Regions from separate parts of the Mus musculus genome. Here region 1 is linked to region 2. Evidence: chromatin loops called from intact Hi-C (ENCODE). Cell type or tissue: heart. All regions are shown on one strand.

What was found. Peaks named below come from ENCODE experiments on the same cell type or tissue, not always from the same donor. Only the 100,000 strongest peaks of a DNase experiment are listed, where the experiment ranks them.
Region 1: it touches region 2 in a loop (6-fold over the local background); 1 of 42 quality-filtered maps calls a loop at or near these places.

Annotation. Positions count from the first base shown.
Region 1 is chr15:97,961,941-97,966,940 of GRCm38, reverse strand. Tmem106c (transmembrane protein 106C) reads right to left here and starts at 2,712. Exons shown (of 8, transcript NM_001252153.1): 1 at 2,606-2,712; 2 at 1,911-2,101; 3 at 631-694; 4 at 1-4. The coding sequence starts at 2,091. In heart, CTCF peaks have their summits at 2,622, 2,835 (motif pointing right) and 3,504; a DNase peak (open chromatin) is centred at 2,780; H3K4me3 peaks cover 1,833 bases; H3K27ac peaks cover 1,671 bases.
Region 2 is chr15:97,244,518-97,249,517 of GRCm38, reverse strand. It overlaps Amigo2 (adhesion molecule with Ig like domain 2), which reads left to right and starts at 2,231. Exons shown (of 2, transcript NM_001164602.1): 1 at 2,231-2,545; 2 at 2,921-5,000. The coding sequence starts at 2,979. The coding sequence ends at 4,538. Pced1b (PC-esterase domain containing 1B) reads right to left here and starts at 2,411. Exons shown (of 6, transcript NM_172293.4): 1 at 2,354-2,411. In heart, CTCF peaks have their summits at 1,490 and 2,461; DNase peaks (open chromatin) are centred at 1,047, 2,097 and 3,097; H3K4me3 peaks cover 3,119 bases; H3K27ac peaks cover 2,065 bases; H3K27me3 peaks cover 1,866 bases.

The DNA.
Region 1 (5,000 bases), 720 kb before region 2:
TTTTCTGCAAACGACAGCACAGGGTCACCGTGGTCGGTCAGATACCAGATACGGGAGCCTAAATGGTCCTGATTGACACAATACTGATGCAGTGAAAGGAAGCGAACAGAATCAGGAAGCACAGACTGGGCACAGAGCAATGGGGCAAGAAAAGGCCCTTCAGCCCTTCTGAGCACCATTCGCCCTCCAAAGAGAAACCGGTGCTTTTATCTCCTAAACACCGCTCATCTCCCAGGACGGCCTCTTTCCCCAACCCCTTCCTTTCAGTTGACCCTTAAGATGTTTCTAGCTTCACATTTCTTTGCCCAGACTGTAACACGAGACAGAGACATTTCACTTAAGCAAAAGTTCTAGGGGAAATGGGGAGGACTAGGCTATCGTTCAGTGGAAGAGTGCTTGTCTAGTAAGTGAGAGGGCCTGGGTTCAAGCCTTAGTATCACAATAAATAAATAAATAAATAAATAAATAAATAAATAATGAGGTAATAATCATAAATTAGTGGATAAAGAAAATAAGGAAACAGGGCAGATATAAGAACAGACATCTTTCTCAAAGATTACTTGGTGTTCTTTCATAGAGAGGAGTTGGGAACAGAAGAAGGTATTGGCAGATGAGAGCCAGCCAACTCACGTTCTCTGAGGACGCAGCCTCTGGTCACTGTGGGGGATCAAAGCCACCAACTCATTGACTTGCTCTAGAAAAGCAGCAAACACAGACTCATTCTGTAAACCCCAGGTATGAGTGGCCCTTCCTCTTCTTGTCACATTTCGCCGTCAACTGGCACAGCTGAGATTCAGCTGGGCTTAGACACTAAAACGTACACTTTTGGTTGGATGAAGGAACGGGTAAATGTAGAGACAGGATAAGAAAAGCTGGAGGGGAAGAAACAGATTAGCCTAAGGAGAACGCCACAAACTGTAAAACTTCTACCAGCACCGTAGGGCTGCGGCACTGAGGCTGGGGGGCTCTTGCCTTCGCTGTCTTTGACGAAGTCTCGGAACATCTCAAAGCCATTGTCACTTTTCACTTGGAGCTTTGTGTGGTTTGTAAGGTTCTTAAAAGCTCTAATCTCTGTGACTCCCCCAACACCTAGGGTCAACTTAGTGGCAGCTGTTGCTACAGATAATCCAGGCCCCACTCCTGAGCCGACTGTCACTCCCCACCCCCTGGTATTCTGCTGACCCCTGGCTACTGCTCATGGTGCCTTTGTTTGTAAAGGATCTGCTAGAATATCTCCTTCACAATGCTGTGGCCATCCTTATGAGCAAGAACGATAGAGAAACATCCTTGTCAACAGATCCCACAGCAGAGAAATAAACATTCCAAACCAGAGAGGGGCTGGGAACCCGGAGTGGCCTAGGAAGATGTCTCAGTGGATACAGACGGGATTAGGTCGGCCCACGGGGCGTGTCTGTGAGTGATTTTCTTAACTGGGTTTACTGAAATGTGAAGACCCTCCCTAAATGTGGGTGGCACCCATTTCATAGGCTGTATCTCTGAATGAATAGGGAAGGGGAAACCAGGTACGAGCACTCCTCGCTCGCTGTTTGCTGTGACTATAAGGTGACATAAGCGATTTCAAATTGCTGCTGTTGTATAACTTGTCCTCAGTGATGGAGCTGTGACCTGGAGCTGTGAATCAGAATAAACCTTCATCCCCTAAATTGCCATTGTCAGAGTATTTTATCAGAGCAACCAGAAAAGAAACTAAGGCATTAATAAAGGAGTAGAAATGAAGAAGAGAAAGGGTTCCGAGTGTAAGATTTAAAAAAAACAAAAAACAAAAAACCTGGAGTCTGTCCATTTATCAGGGCAGCGGAGCTGGCTACAATTCAGGGCGGGCTATGACTATGGAGGGCTGGCTGGAGCAGATGCCAGAGTGCTTTCCGTGTGATGGCCGATGGTCTCACCTGCTGGGATGTAGCCTGCTCCTTGGCAGGTGTGACAGGTGATGCTATTTCTCCCAGTGAACTCCACATAGGGGAACTGAGCGATGGCTTCCTCCTGATCTCTATCAGCCAGCAAGTCCTCCGGGTTGTCATCCTTCTTTCGCTGACAAAATGTGAGGGCAGAGGAGTGCTGAGACCCCATGTGTCATCTCCTATATGGGGAGGGGGGTGGTGAGCGCGTGTTAGTGTCCATGTGGGGCCGCTCTAGAGGTAAAAAAAAATCACTTCTGCATAAAGTGCAAAATACTGAGCAAGAGGCTGTTGTTCTAAGTGTGTGCCTGTGTGCGCAACACTGGCAGTTCCTACTGCGGCCTTCCTTTTGCAGCAGTGTCCCGTGTCGTGTCTGGCCTCCCCTCCCCCTGGAATAGGACGGCCCTCGCTGGATTAGGCTCTCTGCCCGGAAGACCCCATCTCCCCTCCTGCTCCCCCACCCCACCCCGCCGCTTCCTCCCCTCTGTTTGCAAACTCAAAAGGCAAACAGGCTGCACCTCGGGCACACAAACAACAGGCACCAGATTAATTAAAGGCCTCAGCGATCCCCATTCTCCTCCACTCCCAGCCGAGGAGGCGGGCTCAGGTCACGCCCCCGCACAAAAAAAGCCACGTTCCGAACGCGTTCAGGCCTCCGAGGCTCGGGAACGCGGGCGCCCCCGGACCTGTGGCGCACCAACTGCTGGCAGTTACTCCCGGGACCACTCCTCCCTCCACCTGCCCGCTCCAGCGAGTCCTCGGCGCGCCTCCGCCCGTGCGCACGCGCAGAACCGCAAGCCCGCCCGAGGACCCGGGCGAGCGCGAGCGCCTGCGCCTGCGCCCTGAGCTCCAGCGCGTCCCTCCTGCCGCGCAGCGGCAGCGCACCTACCCACCGGTAGGGGGCGACAGAGAACCGCGGAGGTGCTCGGAGACAGAACGTCGCTCCTCTATACCCCCAGATCTGAGCTTCCGGATCAGAGCGCTTCTGTGTGAGAGGAGGACGGCCAAAGCCATTCTCTCCGCACAGGGACACGGGGCATAAAGAAACCCAAAACCCAGAACCTGTACTAGGTCCCGGCAGAGGATCTGAATGCCTAAAGAGCTTATGGAGAACCACTGTGACAAGGGGCCTGATTGGAGGCAACTTCCATCGGAGTCCTGCTGGCTAGTCAAAAGAATGAAACCCAAAGCTAAGTTTTGCAAGGTGATCCTATTTCAGGACCACTATCCACAAAAAACGTGGGATGGGCATAAAGGGTTTGAGAGCTCCTCCGAAAGCTAAAGTGCCACAGAAGCGAAATGAAACTGGCGAAGAGGGCTAAAGAGCCCTGTGTGATGGTGCACGGGGCTTCCAGCATCTGAGAGACAGCAGGATCGCCACAAATTCAAATTAGCCTAGAACGTGAGTTTGAGGCCAGCCAGCAAAGTGAGACCCTGTTTTAAGAACAGCAAGAGAAGATTTATTTTATTTAAATGACGACCCTGTAGCCGTCTTCAGACACTCCAGAAGAGGGCATCAGATCTCATTACAGACGGTTGTGAGCCGCCATGTGGTTGCTTGGAATTGAACTGAGGACCTCTGGAAGAGCAGTTAATGATCTTAACAGCTGAGCCATCCCTCCAGCCCTACTTCTATGTCTCTTACTTAAATAAATCTGATGATATTGGGAGAAATAAAGGCTAAGCTAAAAACATATTGTTTGGTTGCAGTTAATGAACTCTGGTGATACTGTTCTGCCCAGTTTGGGGGAAGGTTGTAGATTTTTTTCTAGTAAAAATTCTGTGTCTCCTTAAAGTAGATAGAGACTCAGCTGATCCTCTCACTCTTCCTGTCTGGACTGTGAGCTTGGTATTAGAGATTAAAGTAGCTGTGTTGTGACCAAGAGGCCATGAGGAACTCTGGACAGAAGGATAAAAGAAATCAGGTCCCTGATAGAATTCTGATCTTCCTAGATTTCATGTTCTCACAGTGGGACACAATCCTAATAAATATAGACACAGCGCAAATAAAGAGGAAAGCTTGGTCTGTTAGTTGGTCTTGGTTTTGGAGTTTTTGTTTGGATGGTTTGATTTGGTTGTTTTTTGTTTATTTGTTTTTTTCATAATTTTTTGTATTATTTAAATGCACTTTATACATCAAACATATTAATATTATGGAGTATTTTGAGAATCAAATAATACATAAAATTTTGTTCAACTTTTATATTCATATCCTAAAAATATCATTAATGAATATTTAATACTATCCATAACTGAGGATCCTATATCTAACATTGAATACTAAATTGTTTCAAAACATACAAAATATTCTATTGTAATTAAGCATAGTAAAAGAGCATAAAATATTAAAAATGAATCATTAAGGAATATATTCAAAAGCCCTTATATGATAGCACCTGACATAGTGAGAGAGTATTTAAAATGCATTATATATCTGTGAACATTGTCTAACAATCAGTTTACTTTAAAAAGATTATCAGTGTTTCTAAGAGAGAAATTACTTTATCAGTAAGTATATTTTAAAAATTTCAAAATAGCAAAAACTTTTTGAAGTGAAACATTAAGAAAATGCTAAGTTCTAGCATAGAGAGAAAAATTATCAATAATATTTCCATGATGTTTGTAGAACATGATTTTACTATTTTCAACTGTTAATATTCAACAAACTGTAATTATTTTAAGATATACTTTGTTATGTCTCCCTTTTCATTTCTGATTTTATTAATTTGGATACTTTCTCTTTGCCCTCTGGTTAGTCTGGTTAAGGAAGGGTTTACGTATCTTTTTGATTTTCTTAAAGAACCAGCTGATGGTTTTGTTGATTCTTTGTATGGTTCTTTTTGTTTCTATTTGTTTGATTTCAGTCCTGAGTTTGATTATTTCCTGCCGTCTACTCCTTTTGGGTGAATTTGCTTGTTTTTGTTCTAGAGCTTTCAGGTGTGCTGCCAAGCTGCTAGTGTAAGCTCTCTCCAGTTTTCTTTTAGAGGCACTTAGAACTATGAATTTTCCTCTTACCACTGCTTTCTTTACATAAGTTTACATAAGTGTTACATAAGTTTTGGTATGATGTGTCTTCATTTT
Region 2 (5,000 bases):
ATATTAGGGTGTGACGCTTCGAGGAGGTGGGGTCTATGTCGAGCCATTGATTCATGGAGGCTCACCCATGGACAGGATTAATGAAGGTCTCAAGGGACCACTGGTGCTAAAGTTGTTACACAAATAACAAATGTGGGTCCTGAACCTCTCTGGCACGCTGTGCCTCTATGTTGCTCCCTGACTTACTCTTCAACCATCCACCCTGCTGTGAGTACCCTGTGGGTTCTCCTCTAGAGGCAGGACTGAGCAAGAGGTATGACCTTGGACAGCCAATCTCTATAATTGTGGGTTCAATTTCATTTGAGAAAGGCGCCCCATTTAGGTATTTTGTTATAGCAACCGAACATTGACTAACATGGTGGAGATCCATGAGGTGATAAAGGTTATCAAATAAATAAACCTGAAAAAAAAACATTACCTTCCGCAAAGTAAGGCCATACCTTTTGCTATTACTGAAGTCAGCTTTCTTGTCTCCAGGCTAGTAAACACACACCTTTCATGCCTCTCTTGCCTTTGACATGCATGGGAGTCCAGAGAGCTGGTCTTATATAGACCTGCCCCCTGCGAGTTTGTGTACAGCTGGTTTATGCTGTGGGGTGATGGCAAGATACTTCTGAGAGTTGCCTGCAGGTATAGCATAACTTCCACTCTCCACTTCTTAAAAAAAAAAAAAACCACCCATTTTAGATCATTTTGTGATAAGCACGGGTTAACCAGCTTCCCAATTTCCTTCCATTTAGGACTGCAAAACCCAGTCACTTACTGGTCATTTAAATAACATTCCTTTGATTACCTGACTCCATTTCCAGGTGACCGCTCAGCTTTGTGACTTTGAGCCTTAAACCCGAGGTTTTCTTGGGGGAAGCCCGGGGGTTGGGGGTGTGCGTGTGGTCTGATAGGAATCTTAAACCTATTTCTCTGGGGAAATGAAGAATGCACCCCTGGAGCACACTAGGCTGGATGCTTGTGGTTTTAAAAGTCAATCTTTAGTGAAAGTGAAACTAACAGGAACCAAGTTGCCCTCCCTTGAAAACCCTGAATCGCTGAGCTCTCCCGGAACCAGTCCACATTAACGCAACACACAGGTCCATCAGATCCATGCCAAAAACTCACTCAGGAAGTTTTCCGATAAATTTAAGGATGCCGTGGGGGGGGGGGGGGATCATTTTGGTTTTTAAAGTTGTATTCATGTGCTCTGCCCTCACTGTCTCCCCAATTTTGTCTACCTTTCATTGGCTCCCTAAGCCCTTCTACTGTGGCTAGCATGGTTTTTTAGGGACAGTAATTTATTTCTTTTAATCCGTACACAACGGCCAAATGGATCACTTGGCTCAGTCAAATCCCATCGTTTAAGCCTTTAAACAAGAATGGATTTGTAATCGAAAAGCCCACCAGCTTCAAGCTCTCTCCCTCATTTTCACATGGCCTTGTTCAGCTTGTGCCTTCCGAGAATGCTAGCTCAGTCTACTGGAGCCCTGGTGGCTGTAGGGCCTCTAGGGGACAAGTCCTTCTGCGTAGCCACCCCTACCGAATTAATCCTAGTCCTGAAGCCGCCAGCGCGACTCTGGATTTTTTTTGTTTTTGTTTTTTTTGTTTATTTTTTTTAAAGGCTAATGCCCTTATCTGTGCATTCCAACCGGAAGCCTTCTTTCCTGCCCCTTTGCTTCTAGAGCTGGGCCCGGTGCCTCGGGCCGCCGTCTCCGAGTTAGGAAAAGGGCTCGAACTTTCCCAGGGAACCGGGGGGCGTCCCCGCGGCGCCTCCGCACCCCCTCCCCCCGCAAAGCCCCGGTGGTGCCCGAGGGAACGCGCCGCGGCCCTCGCTCCTGTCCTCCTCCTCCTCCTCCAAACCCGGGCGGGGACCCCAGCAAGCACCCGGTGCACAGCGCCCGCCAGGCCCCTCGCCCCAGCCCCTAAAGCCAGGCTCCGAGATCGGGGTGGGGTGCCACCTGCGGGCCACCGCCCGCGGGCTCCGGCGCGCGGCACCCCGGCACCCTGGGCGGCTCCCTACCGGGCTGGGCGGCTCCCCCGCGGGCGCGGGGCGAGGGGCGCGGGGCCTGGGGGTGCAGAGTCGCAGGCCTCGCTGCGGTCCCACCCGGCCGAGAGGCGGCGCGGAGCCCGCACGGGGCCGCCTCTGCGATTGGCTGCGCCCCCCCTCCCCTGCTCCGCCCGCCGCGGCGCCCGAGGAGCGAGGACGCGGGGACCCGCCTCCCGCCCGCTCCCGACCCCGGGCGCACGGGATAAAAGGCGGGCGGCGGGCGCGGGAGCCCGGGCCCTGCAGCCTGCGAGCGCCACCGGCGGGCCGGCTTCCCCCGCCGCCCACCCCGCTCCCGGCGCGGCCGAGCTCCGGCGGTACCTGCAGCCGAGCGAGAGAGCCGGGGAGCCCGCGCCGCTGCCTCGAAACTCGCCAAAGTTGAGAGGCTGCCGCCCACCGGGAGCTGGAGGGAAGGTGCGAGCGCGCGGGGCGCAAACCGGCAGGCGGACGCGCGGACCTTCCGAGCGCACCGCCGTCGGCGGCCTCTCCGAGCCGCTGCGGCTTCCCAGCGCTGTGAGTGGTCGGCTAGACCGACGGCTGGCTAAGTATTTCCGTTCAATTGTTTATGGGATGCGATTGTGTGTTTTTGTGTGTGTCGGTGGAGGGAGTTAAGGCAGAATGCATCCTTTAGAAACAAAAACACACAAAAAAGCCTGAGTTTCTCATGCTGAGACTGTCGCATTGAGAGAAGGTACCTGGAAATCTCACTGAGTTGGAGTAATCTAGGAAAAATGCATATAACAGGTTCTTTATTAAAAAGCCACCCCTGTTGGAGATGGAACCCATTTCAAAAGTTAATTGGAATGAAAGCAATTACGGAATAACTCTAACGGGTTAACTAGTGGCAGTTAACTTGTACTTTTCTCCCGTTTTAAATGTTGTTACCAGATTGGTGGGAGACTGAGCTGATGAGAAGCGACTGGCAAGAGACTCAGAGGCGACCATAATGTCGTTAAGGTTCCACACACTGCCCACCCTGCCTAGAGCTGTCAAACCGGGTTGCAGAGAGCTGCTGTGTCTGTTGGTGATCGCAGTGATGGTGAGCCCCAGCGCCTCAGGAATGTGCCCCACTGCTTGCATCTGTGCCACCGACATTGTCAGCTGCACCAACAAAAACCTATCTAAGGTGCCCGGGAACCTTTTCAGACTGATTAAAAGACTGGATCTGAGCTATAACAGAATCGGACTGTTGGATGCCGACTGGATCCCGGTGTCGTTTGTCAAGCTGAGCACCTTAATTCTTCGCCACAACAACATCACCAGCATCTCCACGGGCAGTTTCTCCACAACCCCAAATTTAAAGTGTCTGGACTTATCATCCAATAGGCTGAAGTCGGTAAAGAGTGCCACATTCCAAGAGCTGAAGGCTCTGGAAGTACTGCTGCTGTACAACAACCACATTTCCTATCTGGACCCCGCAGCGTTCGGGGGGCTTTCCCACTTGCAGAAACTCTATCTGAGTGGGAACTTTCTCACACAGTTCCCTATGGATTTGTATACTGGGAGGTTCAAGCTGGCTGATCTGACATTTTTAGATGTTTCCTATAATCGAATCCCTTCCATACCGATGCACCATATAAACTTAGTGCCGGGGAGACAGCTGAGAGGCATCTACCTTCACGGGAACCCATTTGTATGTGACTGTTCTCTGTACTCGTTGCTGATCTTTTGGTACCGTAGGCACTTTAGCTCCGTGATGGATTTTAAGAATGACTATACCTGTCGCCTGTGGTCTGACTCCAGGCACTCCCACCAGCTGCAGCTGCTCCAGGAGAGCTTTCTGAACTGTTCTTACAGCGTTATCAACGGCTCCTTCCACGCACTTGGCTTTATCCACGAGGCTCAGGTTGGGGAGAGGGCGATCGTCCACTGTGACAGCAAGACTGGCAATGGAAATACTGATTTCATCTGGGTCGGTCCCGATAACAGGCTGCTGGAGCCAGATAAAGACATGGGGAACTTTCGTGTGTTTTACAACGGAAGTCTGGTCATAGAGAACCCTGGCTTTGAGGACGCCGGGGTATATTCTTGTATCGCAATGAACAGGCAGCGGCTGTTAAACGAGACGGTGGATATCATGATCAACGTGAGCAATTTCACCATAAACAGATCCCACGCCCACGAGGCGTTTAACACGGCCTTTACCACCCTGGCTGCCTGCGTGGCCAGTATAGTTCTAGTGCTACTGTATCTGTACCTGACGCCGTGCCCATGCAAATGCAAAGCCAAGAGACAGAAAAACACGCTGAGCCAAAGCAGTGCCCACTCGTCCATTCTCAGTCCTGGCCCCACTGGCGATGCCTCTGCTGACGATCGGAAGGCAGGTAAAAGAGTCGTGTTTCTGGAGCCCCTGAAGGACACGGCGGCCGGACAGAATGGCAAAGTCAAGCTTTTCCCCAGTGAGACCGTTATAGCCGAGGGCATCTTAAAGTCCACCAGGGCAAAGTCTGACTCAGACTCAGTCAATTCCGTGTTCTCAGACACACCCTTTGTGGCATCCACTTAGCTGGGTGCCTGTGTTCGTCTGGTGTCGTGATTTAAAGTCTCCCTGCTTTAACTTTGGTCCGAAGAATTAATAGCAGGACGGGGTGAAAACCCTATTTTGTCTTTTGAGATGAAACCAAATGGTGTCTTTTTAAGATGGTTGCTAGGAAGTGAGGCAGAGCACACTGGTTGCTTCTTGGACTGGGTCAGGAGACGGTTGAGTTTGAGAGTTTTGAGTAACAGCATCTTAGCCTTCAGCATCGCCGAGGATTTCAAAGCTGCCTTGAAGGCAGTAGGACCAGCCATTATCTCTTTATTTGGTTATCTTGAAGGAAAAATGGAGCTATGTGTTAGCATTCTTTAAAAATAGACTCTTTTTGACTTACTAGAACCAAAGTTGAGCTGAGCTTTTTTTTTTCTTTTAAAGAAAAACATTAGTGGCTTCTTTCCCTTTTAAAAGATATAGAAGGAAGAATTGGCTATT